Regions from separate parts of the Homo sapiens genome. Here region 1 is linked to region 2. The links are chromatin contacts, found by Hi-C or POLR2A ChIA-PET in ENCODE. All regions are on one chromosome and are shown on one strand. The core of a region is the stretch at or near the end of the contact, and the rest is flanking DNA. Distances in the headings are between cores, read along the strand shown. Region 1 overlaps ARMH3 (armadillo like helical domain containing 3). Region 2 overlaps ARMH3 (armadillo like helical domain containing 3).

The links. A loop is a pair of places that touch in the nucleus more often than their neighbours do. ChIA-PET counts read pairs that join two places held with the same protein, here RNA polymerase II (POLR2A). Pooled maps may share reads with other maps.
Region 1: a loop to region 2 is called in a map of B cell, with 1.8 times the contacts of the local background. The contact joins two enhancer-like sites. A Hi-C loop is called at or near these places in 6 of 168 maps with a recorded cell type or tissue (B cell, Right ventricle myocardium inferior, cardiac septum and 3 more), 3 of 37 single-sample maps with no recorded cell type and 5 of 50 pooled maps. POLR2A ChIA-PET finds 5 or more read pairs at or near these places in 14 of 52 experiments (AG04450, GM10248, GM12878 and 10 more).

Annotation. Positions count from the first base shown.
Region 1 is chr10:101,899,413-101,903,784 of GRCh38, reverse strand. All of the region lies in intron 23 of ARMH3 (armadillo like helical domain containing 3), which reads left to right. Among named protein-coding and RNA genes, the nearest start is that of KCNIP2, 58 kb to the right of the region's middle. RefSeq lists enhancers at 656-1,319, 1,319-1,478. Within about 2 kb of position 2,269, at least 3 of the 41 ENCODE cell types and tissues checked have a DNase peak (open chromatin) inside an H3K27ac peak, as active enhancers do; they include B cell, where a contact is called at or near this core.
Region 2 is chr10:101,936,668-101,941,428 of GRCh38, reverse strand. ARMH3 (armadillo like helical domain containing 3) reads left to right here. Exons shown (of 26, transcript NM_024541.3): 23 at 1,491-1,566. Among named protein-coding and RNA genes, the nearest start is that of KCNIP2, 95 kb to the right of the region's middle. RefSeq lists an enhancer at 1,621-2,820. Within about 2 kb of position 2,293, at least 10 of the 41 ENCODE cell types and tissues checked have a DNase peak (open chromatin) inside an H3K27ac peak, as active enhancers do; they include B cell, where a contact is called at or near this core.

The DNA.
Region 1 (4,372 bases), core at 1,020-3,519, 38 kb after region 2:
AAATATTTAAAATGAGACACTGGGAAAGGAAGCTATAACTTTTATCTTTAGTTTACTGGAAAAATTTGACTATTTGTTGAAGGCATGAACCTAATTTTTAACTAGTAAGGTTTCTTTTGTTTGATTTAGTAAAAGTTCGGTATCAGTCTCCTTCCCTGTAAGAAAATGTGCCCACACATTCTCACCTTTCCTTGCCTAATTATAAACTAATTCATATTTTGAGACTCTGCTCAAGCACCCTGTCCTTCAGAATGTCCTTTCTAAGCCTGCAGGTTGGGCTAAGCACCCCTCCTCTGTGCTTCCATGATACCTTTTGTCTACTCTTTGTCTGCCTTAGCCTTTACCACATCATAATGAAATTATCTGTCTGTCGTGTGTGTCTTTTCCATTTATGAACTCCTTGATCTCTGGGATTTATTTTATTCACAACCTTCATTGCCTAGCGTAGTGCCTGCACATGATAGGTATTCATATGTTTGTCAAACAAACTGAATTATCAAGAGTCACTGGCAGTGCTGGCAAACCTTTAGCTTCAGATACTGTAGAACTTCCTTCTAGGGACAGAGATTCCTTGACTATATGAGAAAGCAGTCAATTTGCAGAGTAAGAGAGGAGAAAATATAGAAGTTCTGTTTCTAAAACAGTGCTTATAGCATAAACAAAGTTCTTTAATTACTTTAAAACTAAATTTCTCCTTTTGGTAGCGTCACCTTTCAGGAGGAAGAAAACTTACTGCTCTTTCTGGTATATTGAAGAGATGGCAGCTAATAACCTCTTTGTGAGCATAAAACAATTATACCAGCCTCCTGTGGAGACAATCTGCCAGAGCCAACCGCCTCACCCTCCGCATGGGCTTCATTTTCTTACTCTGGAATCTCATCGACTCTCCCCTAAAGACCTTCATCTTGTTGCACTATTATGATGAATGTTTGGAGCTGGCTCTCACCCCCTGCTTTACTAGCTATTACTGGAGGTGCCGTCAAAGAATCAGGCCCCAAATTTATCCTCCCATTAAGTCCTCTCCTGGGCAGCGCTGCTTGGTTCTGAGTAGCAGTCATCTAGTTTCCCCTCCTTTTCCCACCTCCCGCTGCCTTTGAATGTAAGGAAACTGCAGGCCCTGTTGCAGACAAAGAGCTGTGGTAGAAAGTAAGGTTGCAAATCACTTTCTACCACAGCTCTTTGTTTGCTCTTGTTCTAGACCTGAAGAGAAGTGCGCACGTATGAGTGCCTGTGCGTGCATCTGCTGTGAGACCTCCAACATCATTTTCTGTCACAAGCCCAGCCCAGAAGTGCCACAAGTGACATTTCTTCAGTTGGTTGGTTGTATCTGTCTCCCAGCAATGTCTTTAGGATTTCTTCTCCATAATAAGTTAGAGATGTATCGGTTTCTGGACACAGGGACCTTACCTACTTCTGTCTATTCATATCTGTTCCTCTGAGTAATAGACATATGGTCTTTGGCTTTTTAAACTAGTTATATGATTTTTTGAATTTGTCTCACAGCTACTCTTAACAGCCTTCCCCTTGTGAGAGTTTCTGTTGAATAAAAGCTTTCTGGGTCTCTGATGTAGTTGGTTGGCATTTGGTCAATTTGGGGCTTTCATTTTGACTCTCAAAATTATTTGCAGAAAGAAATAGGGCCAAAAGGTGCTTCAAGTGCCATTTGTAAATCTTAGGATAATTGATAAGTATTCATTTATTCTAGCAAGCAGTGGATTTTGTTAAATAATAGATACTGATTAGGTCTCAACAAATCTGACCCTGTTAGCTTTGGTGCTAACTCATTAATAAAGCTGATGTTGAGGCTGCCATTAACATTAGAAAAGCGATGTTCCCTAGTAATATTTCTTTCCTTGAGGAGAAACTATTTTGCAATGAAGTTTTAACTTCTTCCCTTTTCAGAGAGACTATCAACTTCACTTAGGCAGAACGGTTCAATACTTTGGGCAGCTTGTTTATTCTTTATTTACTTCTTGATTTACCAAACTATCCCATTTTCTTTACCTCACTGACATAACTGCTACCCAGCCCCCCTGCTTTCTCCCATCCTCTCTACCTCTCAAGCCTCCCTTCTGTAGCCAACCCTACCACCTGCCACAGTATCCACACCCAGGCTTCTTATAGGAAGCCATCTCTGTGAGGGTCTGTCTGAAAGCAACATAAGTCAGTGCTGGAGCAGGTGAAAGCAGCCTGCTTTTTCAGAGCTGACGAGAAGGGCGAAGCTCTCTGTCACAGTGGGTGGGTGAGCAGCTAGGGCCGAGTAACGCCACGTCTCAGTGGTTAGCACCTGCAGGCTCAGAGCTGACAGTGCACTGTAATAAGATTCATCTTTGTTCACTTAACTGATGTGGGCTTTATGGTAAATGTTCGTTTGCTTAATTACTTTGGCAGACTTGCTGATTGCCTTTCCTGAGGAGTTCTAAAAGGTCCCCCTGGGATGGAGTATAAGCCTGTTTCCGTGTCTTTTAATTTCATTCTTTTCCTGGAGTACTTGAAAACCAGTACGTGATCCATATGGCCCACCCTCTCATCTCTCCTGTATGTGAACATCAGGACCACTGCTATCTAGTATGGAATCCATATGGCCCACACTGGACCACTGGGAAATCTTGACAGGTTTCTTCCTCCTTTGTGCACATGAGATCCTCCTCCTCCACCACTGAGGTATTATGTATGGCTCATCTAGTCTAGTTTAGGATTCATATGCCTCTTTTTCTCTAACTGGCATGGGATCCACAGAATATTTCCCTCCTTCCTCAGTCTAGCATGTGATCCACTAAAATAATTTCCCTTTATTTTTAGAGACAGGGTCTTGCTCTGTTGCCCAGGCTGGAGTACAGTGGCATGATCACAGCTCACTGTAACCTCAAACTCCTGGGTTCAAGCAATTCTCATGCCTCATCCTCATGAATGGCTAGGGCTATAGGTGTGCACATTATGCTGGCTAATTTAAAAAAAATTTTTTGTAGATATGGGGGTCTCACTATGTTGCCCAAGCTGCTCTTGAACTCCTGGCCTCAAGCAGTTCTCCCACCTGGGCGTCCCAAAGTGTTGGGATTACAGGCATAAGCCACTGTGACCAGCCAATTCGCCTTTATTTTTGAAGTGACGGGAAAAGAAGACTAGTCAATTGCTCATTTTCTTGCTCTCCCATGCTTAAAATTTAAGTGTCTTATAATAAATTGATTAATTGGGCTAATGGGAATGAGGTGTAATTAAAATATTTCAGGTTTTTGTCTCATGCCAGTTTTTAAAAAGTTCTTAATTCATATTCAAGAGATTGGAATGTTCACCATTAATCAAAATTAGATCAGTTTTGGGGGTTTTGAGCTTATCTCCAGTGCTTCAGAATTCCTCTTAGGTATGTGTTAGGATTTTCTTATGTTCTGAAAAGGGACAGAACATCTAATACACATTTTCTTATAGGCCATTTTGTTCCTTTATATTCATTTGGCATTTCTGAGCGTGTAGAGGAGCCTTGCTTCTGGAAATAGGAAATCCAGGAAAAGGGAAATAGGAAAACCAATTCCAAAGATTATTAGAGGTTTTCATTCTGTAGCCCCAGGAACTCTGCCAGTAACTTCGGACCTGCCACTAGAGAACAGAGTAAGGTAGTCAGAAGCACAGAGTGATGGATCTGAGCAACGATAGGATAATCTTATAGGTGTTTTATGTTTAGGAAAGTTTTGGAGCCTCTTTTCATTTATTGAAAGATTTAATAAAAAGTAGACATAAGGGGAATGGATTAAGTGATGATGCCTTTTATGGAAATGTAGATGGTCCATTTGACTTTTGTGGTTCTTTCAACACTTGTGGTTCATTCTTCTCCATTTACATTGGATCATTGGGTAAAGTAAGCAACTAGATGCACTGGTCAGTAGTTTATCCTTCTTGCTGGTTGTCAAAATGCCTTTTATACTAACTAAGGTTCCATTTTTGTGTCTTTGGTCCTGAAAAGAATGGCCACAGGGACAGTAGTATAATTTATGGAGGGAAATAATTGTCCTGAAAGGGTTAAGACCTAAACCTTAGGGGGTAAGTTAGAAGGATAATCCTAACAGGTCAGTTGCTGATGTTTTGATTAGATAGTTTCAAAGTGAAAAGGTTAGAAGGTATTCTTACTTGAGGTTTTATTTTGTTTAATGTTAATCAGCAGAGTCTTTGAGGCTTGTAATGCACTTCTGTTAACAGGCATCAAGGGAAATTGCTTTTTTTGTTGTTGGTGATTTGGGTGGGCTGAAGATTCATTGACTCCATGAAGAAGGAAGCTTAGTACTGCATGAAATGGGAGTCTGTGAGGCAATTCTGAAGGTGAAAGAAATGTTAGTTTAAAATTAAATAACTCAACCTCAGATGAACCATTTTAACTACT
Region 2 (4,761 bases), core at 1,044-3,543:
CACATTTCTTAATGTTAGTGAGGCCCTACTTTTTTTCTTTTGGGAAAGTCCAGGTACATTCATTCATTCATTTGGGAGGTAGTCTGTTGAAATTAATAATAGCTAAAACTTATTTACTATGTGGCAGGCACTAATCTAAGAGCTTTATATATAACAATTCTTTCATATAGGTATTGCTGTTATTTTCTAGTAGGTGGTAGGGGCTGGACTTGGACCCTGACCATTGGCTTCAGAGATCTTGTAGTTACTTCTCTACATAAATGTAGGCTCTTGAGTCATTTCCCTCCAGGTTTGAATTCCAGCTCCATTACTTACAACTTGTGTGAATGACTGCAATCAGTTACCGTACTTGTCTCCTCTGAGTCTTGGTTTTCCTCATCTGTATGCTACATTACATATAACCTAAGTTGGTCCAGTGCCTGGCACATAGTAAGCTCTCTGCATATTTAGCCCTTATTAATTAGCCATTCATTAAAACATACACTTAGAGTGCCTACCATGTGCTTGCTCTTTCAAGGAGCACTTGTGCTGTTTTGTCTCTTTTCTAAAATGGCATGTGTGGCTCTGAAGATCATAGCTGATAGAGGATATATTCAGGTCTATATTTCTATTATCTTTCCTCTCTGTGTGAGTTTGGAAAAGGGAGAGAATTTGGTCACACAAGGGAAGAACGTTCTTGTAGATTCATTTTGCAGGTCAAACAGTTAAGTCAGAGGAGCAAAAAAAGGTTAATCTGTTCTCACTCATAGGTGGGAATTGAAAAATGAGAACACTTCGACACAGGGTGGGGAACATCACACACCGGGACCTGTTGTGGGGTGGAGGGATGGGGGAGGGATAGCATTAGGAGATATACCTAATGTAAATGACGAGTTATTGGGTGCAGCACACCAACATGGCACATGTATACATATGTAACAAACCTGCACGTTGTGCACATGTACCCTAGAACTTAAAGTATAATTAAAAAAAAAAAGGTTAATCCTTGATTGACACATGACCATCCTCTATGTGGATGTGTCCTGTTTGACTGAGTTTATATGTTAAGGAGTTTATGCATATACATAGAGCAGGAAGGGACATCAACTAAGCCAGCCAGTTCCACTAAATCAGCCCCCACCATTAGGGAAATGATAGATATGGCAACAAGTTTACCCTCACATCACCACCCCAGTGCAGATTGTAAATGCATGCAAAAATTAAGTTATGGAACCCGGTTAGCAGAGGGGAGGGAAAACCTAAGGCAGAGAAGGAGTAGAGTATTTTGATAGAAAGTGAAAAGAAGTTAGAGAAAAAACTGGAGTGAAAATAGTTGCGAGAATTCTATAAGCCCTTGTATTTTTATCTAAGCTGAGGATGTTTTTAACAGAAGATTGGCGCAGGCTTTGTTTGGTTATTCTGAGAGTGCTATTCTGAGATGTGTCTTCATTCCTCATGTTTGTGTTTTATGCCGGGGGTTTGACAGATCTGTGTTCTTTCCTTCTTTGCAGTCCTGAGGCTTTCTACCAATGCAGGCCAGTGGAAGGAAGCAGCTAGCAAGGTGACCCATGCATTGGTTAATATCAGGTAAGGAATGAGAAGTATCTCTTGCAGAGTTCCTTGGCTCTTCCTGAGGTTTATTGTACCTTTCTAAGTAAAGTGTGTTGAACACTACTACTATTTTAAGCCTTGATGTCTGTAGGAGTGGAAGAAAAATTGTCGTACTTGATCAAGAAAAGCAGGAGTACACGAGGCTTTTATTTTATCATATTGAAACAGCTCAAAGTGCTGGCTGTTCTGTGAATTTTTTTACTGAGAGATGGTTATAAGCCCTTTTCAGGCATGCTAGTTGCCAGAGTGTTCTCTATGTATAGGTCATCTGAAAACTTTTCTCCAAAGATTTTCAGCTTTTCTCCATGACTTCAGTGAATGATTCATGGAGATCTAGAATGTTGACCTTTTACTTTACGTGACTATTTCTATTTATGGTAAACAGAGGCAATTGGAGTCCATGGGGCTGAGTCATTTTAGGTTGCTTATGAAACAGCAAGACAATTACAGAGTGCTGTATGTATTGCATAAAGTTGTGTCAGGCATGGAGTTGGTCAGGGTCTTGAGGAGGCACCACCCATGCACAGGTGTGAGCTGTTGGTAAATGGAGAAGAGAAAGTGCTTTCACCATTGGGAAACCTAAATTCGACTTTTCTTCTGTTCGTTGCTCCCTTTGTGCCTTTGATTTTTCATTTTCTCAACAGTTATTACACTGTTCTTATAAACAATTGAAAAATTAACATTGAGTAAAAGAGGCAAACCCAACAGATGGGGAACTTGATTTAGCTCCAGATGTAAGCCTTGCCAGACATTCCTAGTAATAGTAATGCACATTTACAACTTGGTATAGATTCTAATGTGTGACAAAGCTGGTCTGTGATTTTTTTCCTATATCTTTTCTTTCTTTTTATTTAAAGGTAAAATGCCCTGTCCCTGCAGTGATTTACTACCCTGTTTGGCACATCTGGGCATAAAAGGAGAAGTGTGAAATTTGTGTGTTAAGAGGGCTGGGATGAGGGAGCATGGGGTGAGATGTGCTAACAAGATTGCAGTGAAGGTTGGTCTGCCTTACCTGTCACCAGACTCATTTTGCATCAAACACAATTTTATAAATCTCACAAATAAATGCATATCTGCACCTAGCAAATAATCCAGATACTGTGGTGAGGCCTTACGATAAATGCGATTTTCTGTAAGAATCAGGAATTACAAACTGCCTTCTCCCAAATATCTGTTTATGACCCAAGGGCAGCATGACAAATGTGGGTGTTTGAATGAAGCACCAGGTCACCAGGTTCTGGGCTAGGGTATGAAGTGCATATGGGTATAATTTATGTTGTGTTGACTCATTCATGTATTTATGTAGGCCTTCCAGGCAGCTCCTTTTCATCTGGGGCCTGTTTCCTTGATCACATTCCTTTATACTTGCCTTATCTTCTGCTTTTCCTTTCAGTGGTTTCTGGCTTGGCTGCTGTCTGTGTTCTTCCCAAGGGCCATCAAGCAGCTGATTTAAGCTTTTGACCTCTCCTTTTTCCGACAGCTAAGAAAGGACTGGGCTGAGCCTTGTTACCATGTAACTTCTTTCTTCTCTTTGCATGACTGTCAGGCATATACCTTCATTTTCATTCCTTAAATTTCTCTGATGAACTTGCTGCAATAATCACATCATTTTTACTGTTGCTAATAACCGGACTCAGTATACATCTAAAGTAGCAAAAAGATCCAGTCATGGACAGGTTCAGTGGCTCACGCCTGTAATCCTGGCCCTTTGGGAGGCAGAGGTGGGAGGATCACTTGAGCCCAGGAGTTCAAGACCAGCCTGGCCAACATAGTGAGACCCTGTCTCTAAAAAACAAAATAAACAAAGATTAGCTGGGCATGGTGGCACATGCCTGTAGTCCCAGCTACTCAGGATCCTGAGGTGGGAGGATCATTTGAGCCCAGGAGGTCAGGTTGAGGCTACAGTGAGCCAAGATCATGCCACTGCACTCCAGCCTGGGTAACAGTGAGACCCTGTCTCAAAACAAACAAATCAGTTTTCTTAAGAGATTATTGGAAAGAAGTGTTTGAATGTCACCACAGTAAGGCCAGATCAGGGAAAAATACAGGTAGTACTAAGCCTGCAAATGTTTACCCTTTTTTTTTCTGACATCTATTCTCACTTATTAAATGCCAGACTTTGTGCTACTCTTTCTTATGCTACCTTCTTTAATCTTCAAACTCTATAGGGTGTATTATGTACTTTTTAAAATATACTTTTTCCCAGTGAGGAAACTGAGTCTTAAAGATGTTGTATATTGTGGAAGGCCCCATATTTGTTCCTTGGCAAAGCTGAGAATTAATAATAGGTCTTCTTCTTCTTCTTTTTTTTTTTTTTTTGGAGACAGGGTCTGACTCTGTCGCCCAGGCTGGAGTGCAGTGGCGCGATTTCTGCTCACTGCAGCCTCCGCTTCCCAGGCTCAAGCAGTCTTCCCACCTCAGCCTCCCAAGTAGGTGGGACTATAGGCACGTGCCACCAGACCTGGCTAATTTTTGTATTTTTTTGTAGAGATGTGGTTTCACCATGTTGTCCAGGCTGGTCTCAAACTCCTGAGCTCAAATGATCCACCTGCCTTGGCCTCCCAAAGTGCTGGGACTGCAGGCATGAGCCACCATGCCCAGCCTAATCATAGGTCTTCTAAGTCCAAGTTCAGGGCTGCTCTTTCTTGCAAACCATAATGCCTCCTTCTGTAAAGCTGCATTGAAGACTTAACATGGAGGGTTAAACAGAAAACTCACCATGATGTATTGAAAGGAATATGGAAATTTGAGTTGGAAAAACTTATTTTTTTCTTTTGTCTCTACCACTTATTGTGTGACCTTGAGCAAGTTACTTAGCTTCTGTGGGCCTCTATCCACCCTCTGTAAAGTGGGGGTGCTGGTGATAGCAACTATTTCACCAGGTAGTAGTTGTGAGAATTATATAATGTAATGCATATGAAAGCTCCTAGTGAACTATAAAATACTGCTTATTTCACTTGTGTCTTCAAGGTTCATTCCTGTTGTAGCATGTGTCAGAATTCCCTTCATTTTTAGGGTGAATAATCTTCCTCTGTCTGTATGTATCACATTTTACTTATCCATTCATCCGTTGATGGACACTTGAGTTGCTTCTACTTTTTGGTTATTATAAATAATGCTGGTATGAACATGGGTATACAGATACCTGTTTGAGACCCCACTTTCACTTTT